2 separate regions of the Homo sapiens genome follow, and region 1 is linked to region 2. Evidence: chromatin contacts called from ENCODE Hi-C data. All regions are on one chromosome and are shown on one strand. Each heading gives the region's core, a stretch centred on a gene start or an enhancer-like site at or near the end of the contact. The rest is flanking DNA. Distances are from core to core; before and after follow the strand shown. Region 1 overlaps LINC00299 (long intergenic non-protein coding RNA 299). Region 2 overlaps LINC00299 (long intergenic non-protein coding RNA 299).

Region 1 (4,721 bases), core at 2,058-4,557, 160 kb after region 2:
CATGTCTGACATTCCTGCCATCAACGCAAGATGTGGTCATATCTGTGGTTTACGATCTCGTAGGGGAAGAGGCCTACCCCACTACAACATCTTTTATTCTAGGCCAAGGAGCCAACGTGCAGGTTCTGCCAATGAACCTGCCATTCACTCCTATTATACTAGAGAACCAGGGAAATGAAGAATGTGAGCTAGGCTTGAAAAAAGATTCCATTTATTACCTGCCTTCCTGGTCTCCAGTCTAATAGGAGGGCTATGGTAGCATCTTGGGTCTCCAAATATCAATGTTAGCTTAATAGTCCTTGAAAAGCTAAGGCATTCGTCTTTCCCCAGTGTGCATTTGCCTAAATAAATGTCCTAGATACCTTTAGGAGAGAAGTGGGGGAATTATTGCTGAATGCACCTGCTGTAATATGGTACCATCCTTCCTGGGAAGAGCTCTGCTCCTCCTTCAGTCAACAGATTCTGGGGCTGAGAATTAGCTCCATTCAAGAAACTAGGCAAAAGATCCTGACTTTTGTACCTCCTGGTAATCCACACGTGCTTTCTTGTAGAAATTAAGCATTGCCCTTGTTGGGTGCCCATCTATCTCCTTCCTAAAACAATGAGCCTATTGAGAGCTCTCTGCAGGGCAGGAACCCCCTGGGTGCCCCACTGATCTTGCCTCTCATTGTGATCATGGCCTCTGCCTTGCATCCAATGGTGAGCATACCACCTGGCCTTTGTAATCCCAGGATCCTGTCATCCCCGTTGCTACCAGGAGCCAGTTCTGTGATTTCATCATCTGTCATCAGCTCTGGCACATAGAGCACAGCCATTCCTGAGCTCAGTGACTTTGGGGCCACTCTCACCAGTGCATTCCTTTGTACATGGGAAGTCCTCCAGGCCATCTCGTGAAGATAGTCAGCACCATGGATGCTAGCATGTCCACTCCAGCATGGCCACTTCTCTGAGCCATTTGGTCCCTCTCTCCACCATCTGCCTGAGTGTGGGTCACTGCTTTCTCTAGGCTTTTAAGCAACATCTGAGTTGAGTCTTAGCATTCTCTCCAGGGATCTTGACCAAGATGCTTAATCCTGTACCACCTAGATTGCTCCCTCTCAATAAACTCAACCTTATTCGATTTTATATCTACACTCTTTGATCCAATCCCATGAATATATTCCCAGGTCCTCTGCAACATATTAGCTCGACCCCACAGCTCCTTCACCTGATATCCCCTTTTGGCCAAGCCAGCCCAGCTCATCCCCAGTCGGGCTGTGCTGAGATTTGGTTCTTGTTATTCTTTGGTTTTGCCAACAGGAAAGATGAGGGTAGATCCTGATGGGTCAAGCATTGTCTTGTATGATACCTACCTCATTTGAGACCTCTGTATGATCTTCAGAAAAGGAAAGTCTTGCTTTTTTTTTTTTTTTTTTTTGACCGAGTCTCGCTCTGTTGCCCAGGCTGGAGTGCAATGGTGCAATCTGGGCTCACTGCAAGCTCCGCCTCCCAGGTTCAAGCAGTCTACAATCTTCTACATGACATGAGAAATAGGCCATTTCTGCAGGCCCAGGGGACTCAGGGGCATGTAAGTGTTCAGGGTTCCCAACTGTCCAGGGCTCCCACCCTAAGTGTAAGGGTCTCACCTCTTTCCCATTAGAGCCCTGTGTCTGAAGGACTGAGAACTTAACCTACTCAGGGTTCAGACTGGTCCTCCAGCCAACCTGCCTTCCAGCTGCAGATCATCGGGGTTTTCTTAAATGCTGCCAAGGAAGTGCTCTGGCTTTCACAGTTTGCCTGAAACCAGTGATGAGTCATCCTGCGCCTCTGCCTCTCTCTCTTCAACACTCAGTAGCCTCAGCCTCAGCCACCCAAGCCCACAGGCCTTCTGGTTATCATTTCATCAGCCGGCCACCTGCTTCCTCTCCAATTTTTCATTAGGGCCTGCAACTCACAACCACGTCCAGTGTCAGCTGCCTGAAAGTCTTCCTAGAAACAGAGTCTGAGATGGAAATTGCATGCAGAGTGCTGATCAGAGGGTGTTCTCGGGAGATTCTCCTGTAAAGAAGTGAGAAAGGCAGGATGCTGCAGAAGCTGAAGCTGGCTGCAACGAGGCTACACTTGGAGCCACCCCCAGCCAATCCTAAGTGGCGCTCTCGAGCTGGGACGGCCCATCAGAGTTGTCCCAAGTTGAGGCAAGAGGGCCGAGCCTTTGCGTTCCTTCCTCGGTCAGTTTCAGAACCTGGGGGATATGACCTGAAAAGAGGCCATTCCCTGCAGCAGGAGGGGGCATCCAGTGCGGGCTCTGCCATGGCCATCATCAACTGTCACTGCAGCTAGCGGGGAGACCTGGGCAGAGCACCCCAATGGTCACTGCAGCCGAAAGAGGACTGCTTGTCTTTCTGCTCTCACACCCCTTACCTAGGGAAGAGCAGAGAAAGGGTTGCTTGAATGGGAGGAATAGCAAAGAGAACAAAGAAATCCCAATGAGGGGAAACCTCTCAGCGCACCAGCCTCACTGTGTGCTGAGAGGCACCCACTGCCTTCCCTGCACTCCTTAGATCTTGTTCATGGGTGGTTGTTTGTTGTTGTTGTTGTTGTTGTTGTTGTTGCTGTTTTTAATGTAAGAAACAGAATCTTGCTGTGTTGACCAGGCTGGTCTCAAACTCCTGGCCTCAAGCGATCCTCCCCCCTCAGCCTCCCAAAGCACTGTGATTACAGGCGTGAGCCACTGCATCCAGTCTCATTCATCTTTTTGTACCATATTCTCTGTCCCACCACTCAGAAATATCTCAGGTGCTGTACTAGTGCCTTACACATCCTGGACCCTCAGTGCTGTCTCAAACTCCTGGCCTCAAGCAATACTCCCCACTCAGCCTCCCAAAGCACTGTGATTACAGGCGTGAGCCACTGCATCCAGCCTCATTCATCTTTTTGTACCACATTCTCTGCCCCACCACTCAAAAATATCTCAGGTGCTGTGCTAGTGCCTTACACATCCTGGACCCTCAATGCATAGCATGGTAGCACCAAAAGGTGTGAAATACAGAAATGAAATCATTAAGTGAGTCATTCATACCCATCATGGTTATTTATACGGTAATTTATATGGTCAAGCTTGACCGTCTTGGAGGGCTGCTGTCATCACAAAGCAGAACAAGGCCCACCAGGACACCCTGACCTCGTGCAGTGAGCCGGCCCTCAGGCTTGCACAACAACAACCCCCAAACACTGGCATGTTCCCAGCTGAGCCAACATGCACCAGACCCACCCAAACGTGGCCACATCGGAGCCATCTAGAAACCGATTTGAACACTGCTTCTTGTGGTGAGGGACAGGAAACCAAGAGGACACAGGGGGCCGTGTCGAGGTTAACAGGGAGGGCTGCAAGCCCAGATCTCTGGTTTCTGTTCCTCTCCAGCGTTCATCCTCTCCTACTGTTGTTAAAAATCAAATGTAAGATGCAGAGAGCCAGTCCAGGCTGTCCAGAGGACAGGGCTGAGCCTCGCTCCCCACTCCATTCCCAGGGCCTAGCACAGGGCCTGGCACAGAGGCCATATCACAAGTCAAGAAGGAAATCTTTCCTTTCTGCCAACCCTGGATCTTCCCAGAGAGGAGCCCTGTGTCCTCTTGAGGGCAGGATGGGTGGTCAAGGCAGGGACGCGGTAAAAACTAAGGTCGTACACCAGCAAGCTATCGACAAGCATTTAGAAAGCTGTGTCTCAACCAAGATAGTTATTGCAGCTTTATTTGTGTTATCAATAGTCAAAAAAAGGGGGGGGGGAAGACAACTTACTCTGAGCCCTAGGGTGCCTTGTCATAGGAGGTTCTGGGGGTAGGTACACAGTTACTATTTATCCCATGAATAAAAGGGTGGATGGAAATAGGCCAGGAGTTGGGGAACTTCACACAACAAAATCCAAACTGAATGATGGTGAGCCAAAACACAAAAATAACACAAAAGACCCCAAATTGTTACTGTATTTAGAAATAAGACCCAAATTATTATAAAAAATTGTCAGATTGCTACAAGGCAATTTTTTGGGTGCTATAAAAGGCCTCTGGCCCAGGGGCCTAACAGCCTCCTAAAAGAGGATATCAGGAAAAGCAAGTCGCTAAATAGAAGAAAATAAAAGAAAAGGAACTCGTCAGTCAAACTGCATCCTGCCTAGCAGGGAATCCACACACTCAGGGAATCTCAGATCCCAGGACTTCAGACTGAGATGGACTCGGTGTCTCTGGCCAATGAGAACCAAAGTCCTTCACACATCATGCTCCCTGAGACAAGAAAACGTAGGTATGCTTTAGGGGAAGAACAAAAACAGACAAGGGCAGTGGGAGTTTTGATTAGCATAATCTTTACAAATCCTTGCTTTGGAATTCCAGCTTGGCCACCTACTACATCATTTGGGCAAGTTTCTTAACCTCCCAGAACCTCAGTGTCCTCATCTGTAAAATGGCAATTATGAGAACGCTACCTACTTCATCACAGTGGCGTAAAGACTTACTAAGATAATTCCCGTTAAGTGCTTAGCACGTCGCCCTCCAAGCAGTCTGTTATTTTTCTGATGTGTCAATGTCACCATTCACCTGCTGTGCAGTTTTGAGCAGATGATGAACGCATGTGTCCTCCAGGAGCTCCTTCTGCGACATCCCCTAGGCAGCCCGACATGACTCAGCAACACGGTGCTAGGGCCAGATCCCTGGCTAGACACCGAGGTGTGGGGCCCTCGTCTCTGACC
Region 2 (5,373 bases), core at 570-3,069:
AGCCAGTCTCACATTTGGGAAGCTGACATCCCCTTAAATTCACCCCTTCTTATAATGCTAGAAAGACATAGCTAAACGCTCGAACCTTGGGCAGCATGTCAGGAATCTGACAGAAATGTGCAGAAAGCCAGGGCAATCACAGCCTCTTCTCTATCTAGGACTCCGCCTTTTCTTATCTCCTTCTCCTCAGCATATTACAATGGCCATGTGCCCTCCCATGGGACTGTCTTCTTCCTGAGGACAAGAACAGTGCCCCACCCAATGCCTTAGATCATGCAAAGAGTGTACACAGACTGCAAGTACTAAGTTTAATATGATTACTAACATGTTGAACACTGCTCTATGGACTTCACATGTACCAACTCATTTAATTCTTAAAATGATCCAGTAAGGACGTGTAGTAGTCAGGCTTCCCCAGAAACAGAACCAATGGGAGATATACCTAGATAGATAAATAGGTACATACATACATACATACATAGGCACACACACTTGTATGTGTGTGTGTGTGTGTGTGTGTGTGTGTGTGTATATATATAATATGTATGTGTATATGTGTATATGTGTATATATGTGTGTGTATATATCCACACATATATACACACATACATATAATATATACACATACATTTACACACATACATATATGTTCATGTGTATATATGTGTGGATATACACACATACATATACACATATACATACATACACACATACATATGATAATATGATATATATATACACACATACACGTGTGTGTGTGTGTGTGTGTGTGTGTGTGTGTGTGTGTCTATATATGTATCTCCTGTTGGTTCTGTTTCTGAGGGAGCCTGACCACTACACTTTCCTATTGGGTATTATATCACACAGCCTTTGTAATATGCCAAGGAGAAAGAGATAGAGAAAAGGCAGAGTCATAGAGAAGAGGTTGAGATTCTCCTGGCTTTCTGCATGTTTCTGTCAGATTCCTGACATGCTGCCCAAGGTTCCTGCCTTTAGCTAGGTCTTTCTAGCTAGGTGCATTCATATACATATGCACACACACACACACACACATACATATACACACATACATGTATGTATATTATGTGTGTACATAGATATGCATACATATACATGCATATATATGTGTGTGTGTATATAAAAATATACATATATGTATATATATTTCCTATTGGTTCTGTTTTTGGGGAAGTCTGACCACAACACTCCCTTATTGTGTTATTTTGAGGGTTAAATGAGTTGCTACATGTGAAGGCCCTAGAGCAGTGTCCATCGCGTTAGTAATTATATTAAACTCAGGACGTGCAGTCTGCATACATATACATATATATGTATAATATCAGAGAGAGATAGAGATTGGTCTTAAAAAATTGACTTATGTGATTTTAGGGGCTGCAAGTCCATAACCTGCAGGGCAGGCATGCAGGCTGAAGACTCAGGGAGAAGTTGATGTTGCAGCTTGAGTCCAAAAGCAGTCTGGAGGCAGAATCCCCTCTTCCTCGGGGCACGTCAGTCTTTTTCTCTTAAGGTTTTCAGCTTACTGGATGAGTCCCACCCACACTATGGAGGGTCATCTGCTTTACCAAAAGTCCACTGATTTAAATGTTAATCTCATCTTAAACTACCTTCACGGAAACATCCAGACTTGTATTTAACCAAATATCTGGGTATCATAGCCTAGCCAAGTGGACACATAAAATTAATGATCACAGGAAGGTACCATCTTTACCCTGACTTACAGAAGCAGAAAGGAAAACACAGATTGTTTAAGTCACTAGCCCTGAGTCACACAGCAATACGTAGTGCAATTGGAATTTGGCCTGGGCAGTCATTCCAGGAACTTGTGTTCATAAACCCTGAGCTATGCCACCTTCCTGTGAATTTCAGCATGGTATTCCTTATTTTGGCATGAGGCTGTATAAAGGGAACTGCTGAAAACGAACCATCTCTTTCTGATATTATCAAGTGGGTGATGTTATAACACTGAACCAGAAATGTATTTCCAGGAAACAGAACCCAAAAGGATGACTATATACTTAGTTTGGCCACATAATACCAGCCTGAACATCAACTCAAACCAATTCACCAAGCCCTTTGTGGCTGAGAGGAAGGCATGGCTGTCAAGAGTTCTAGCTCGTCTGTTTTGGTTTTTGGCTTGGGCGTGTGTGTAGATGTGGGTGTGTAGACGTGTATGTGTATGCGTGTGTGCGTATGTGCATGCATCTTAAGGAATCTGCTTCTGGTTCTTTGGGGACACTGATGATGATGGATTTCTCTATTTCACCATATATAATTCCTTCCTGCTGCACAGGACAGAATCCTAAGGGCTCCTAAGCCTGTTCCCAAGCTTCCAAAAGAGCACCAACTCACCGTATGGTTAACAAACCTAGGTTTGAATCCTACCTCTGTCACTTATTAAGTCAATATTCTTGGACAAGTTCTTTACTCTCTCCAAGTTTGGTTCCATCCCTACAATGGGGCTGATCAGAGCACTGACCTGGGATGGTCACCGTGGGGACTCAGGAATGATGCACGTGTGGAATGCAGCCCAGCACCTGGCATGGGGCATACACAGCAGATGACAAACACCATTCCAAAAGACAATTACTGCTTCATCATTAACGTCTCCTCACCAAAACCTTTTCTAGGAAACATGCCTAACCAAGGCAAGCTCCTCCTTCTGAGTTTATATATACCTGGCCGGGCATGGTGACACACACCTGTAATCCCAGCACTTTGAGAGGCAGAGGCAGGCAGATCACTTGAGGTCAGGAGTTCGGGACCAGCCTGGCCAACATGGCAAAACCCCATCTCTACTAAAAACACAAAAATTAACCAGGTATGCTGGCACATGCCTGTAATCTCAGCTACTTGGGTGGCTGAGGTGAAGAATCACTCACACCTGGGAGGTGGAGGTTGCAGTGAGCCGAGATTTTGCCACTGCACTTCAGCCTGGGTGGCAGCAGAAAGAGACTCTGTCAAAAAAAAAATAGTCTATATATACCTGTGGGCTGCAGAAGAGTCAGGAATCCCAAAGGCTGGCTCCAGTGGGAACCTGTCTAGCTGGACCTTCCTTGCTCACCCCATGCCCGGTGTTCAGCAGCCCACTTTGCCCCAGGACACCACCCCTGAGTGAAGCCCTCCACATGCTGTCTCCGTACAGTGCTCAGTCACCTGTGGAGATCCATTCTTTCCATATGAAAGTGTGGCCCAGCTGGAGTCTCCACCGTGGTGTCTGTGGGACTGTGTCAAATCTGGTTACCACTGCCCTCGTTCTGCTAGAGACAACTATACCTTAATCACCCCGTGTTTGTTCCAGGAGGAAAATCCTGGAACTGATCTTCTATGGGGTACTAACTTTTCTCAGTCTTCTGTAGGAGATTAAGTGATTCTGTCTTCTGAGCTCTGACATCATTTCAAATGTATGAACATTGGCCTGAAGCTTAATAAATTTCAGCCATCGTATATTCTTAGCTTTTGCTTGGGCTGGCGTTCCTCTGCTTAACAAAAAACAGTCATGAGCCAGATGAAAGCAATTTTCCCACATGGCACCTTCATCTTATTTTCCAGTCTCTGAGTAAAAGACCGCACCTCTCACCTTGCAGCTATCACAGAACATGGGAACATTGCCGTCTGCATGCCTCTCACAGGAAATCATGCACATTCCCCAAATTCCCCACAGGACCCAGGGCCTCCCTGCTCCTGCCCCACACTGTGCAGAGCACATCCGTGCGGAGGTGTGGAAGACTAGCCAGGCCAGAGACCAGCAAAGGTGGCTGTGTGGCTAGGGGCTGGCCTCCCTCAACACTGGACGAATTGACGTTGAGCACGTACTAAGTCTAAGGAAATCCAGCTGCATGCTGGATTTATAGCTGTGTACAAGACAAGTATCAGCCCTCCTGGTCTTACTTTTTGGGGAATGCACAATTAATCACTTACATCGCAATTGTGACACTTGCTACAAAGGAGAAGGGCAGGCTGTGAGCAAACGCAAAACAGGGGGACTGGATGTAGTCAGGAGGTCGTTAAACGCTGCCCTAGAAAGTGAAATTTTTAGTTGAAATCTAAAGAGTGATTAAGATTGAGTTTGGTGGAAAAGAATCCAGAGAACTTTATAGGCTGAGTTGAAAAAGATGTGGGGCAGGCCAGAGGCAGTGGAAGCCCACTGTAGTCCAGAAACTGAAAAAAGTGCCCAGTGGCCGAGATACGCAAAGCAGGGAGGAGAGAGGCTCAGGCTGGGGCGCCGGGCAAAAGCCAGCACTGGCAAGGCCCTGCAGAACACATGCATAAGTTTCAATTTTATCCTGTAAGACAAGGGAAGCCACTGAAGTTTAGGCAAAGGGGTGAAAAGAGCAGGTATCTCTTCTAAAAGGCTATTTTGCCCTATGGAAAAGAGAGTTGTGGGAGGCAGAAGCAGATGAGATTCAAACAAAACCTTATCCACCCACGTTCATAGCAGTCCTACTCACAACAGCCAGAAGGTGGGAAAAACCCAAATGTTCATCAATCCATGAATGGACAAACAAAATGTGGCATATCCATGCAATGGAATATTACTCAGACATAAAAAGAAATACAGCACTAATACATGCTGCATGAACCTTGAGACTATTATGTTCAATGAAAGAAGCCAGATATGAAAGCCCACATATCATATCACTCCATTTACATGCCACACCCGGAACAGGCAAATCCACAGACAGAAAGCCGATTTGTGATTGCCAGAGGCCGAGGAGACAGAAGAATGGTGAGTGGTGACTTAATGAGTATGGGCTTGAAATATAGGATGATGAAAATTCGGAAACTAGAGAACGGTGATGGTTATACAACACTGTGAGTGCGCTTAAGGCATCACTGAACTCTACACTTCAACACAGTTAAAACAGTAACCTTGGCCGGGCGCAGTGGCTCATGCCTGTAATCCCAGCACTTTGGGAGGCCGAGGCAGGCAGATCATGAGGTCAGGAGATTGAGACCATCCTGGCTAACACGGTGAAACCCTGTCTCTACTGAAAATACAAAAAAAATTAGCCAGGCATGGTGGTGGGTGCCTGTAGTCCCAGCTACTTGGGAGGCTGAGGCAGGAGAATGGCCTGAACCCAGGAGGTGGAGGATGCAGTAAGCCAAGATCACGCCACTGCACTCCAGGCTGGGCAACAGAGCGAGAATCCAACTTAAAACAAAACAAAACAAAACAAAACAAAACGGTAATCTTTACGTTATGTATATTTTACTGCAATAAGAAAAAAGAGCGAATAAGAAAAGAGCAATGAGAAGGTTATTGTAGTGATATAGGCAAAAGTTGAATGCAGCTAAGCTGAGGATGTTAGCAGGGGTAGTCTTAACCACTGGGAGATGGACCAGGTATCAACT

The links. Hi-C counts contacts between places; a loop is a spot of excess contacts on that map. Pooled maps may share reads with other maps.
Region 1: a map of IMR-90 shows a loop between it and region 2 (1.8-fold over the local background). The contact joins two enhancer-like sites. A Hi-C loop is called at or near these places in 1 of 168 maps with a recorded cell type or tissue (IMR-90), 8 of 37 single-sample maps with no recorded cell type and 11 of 50 pooled maps.

The regions. Positions count from the first base shown.
Region 1 is chr2:8,300,389-8,305,109 of GRCh38, forward strand. All of the region lies in intron 2 of LINC00299 (long intergenic non-protein coding RNA 299), which reads right to left. Among named protein-coding and RNA genes, the nearest start is that of LINC00299, 26 kb to the right of the region's middle. RefSeq lists enhancers at 282-838, 1,944-2,003, 3,490-3,709. Within about 2 kb of position 3,308, at least 17 of the 41 ENCODE cell types and tissues checked have a DNase peak (open chromatin) inside an H3K27ac peak, as active enhancers do.
Region 2 is chr2:8,146,637-8,152,009 of GRCh38, forward strand. The region is part of intron 7 of LINC00299 (long intergenic non-protein coding RNA 299); the gene reads right to left. Among named protein-coding and RNA genes, the nearest start is that of LINC00298, 170 kb to the left of the region's middle. RefSeq lists enhancers at 3,228-3,728, 3,729-4,229. Within about 2 kb of position 1,820, at least 5 of the 41 ENCODE cell types and tissues checked have a DNase peak (open chromatin) inside an H3K27ac peak, as active enhancers do.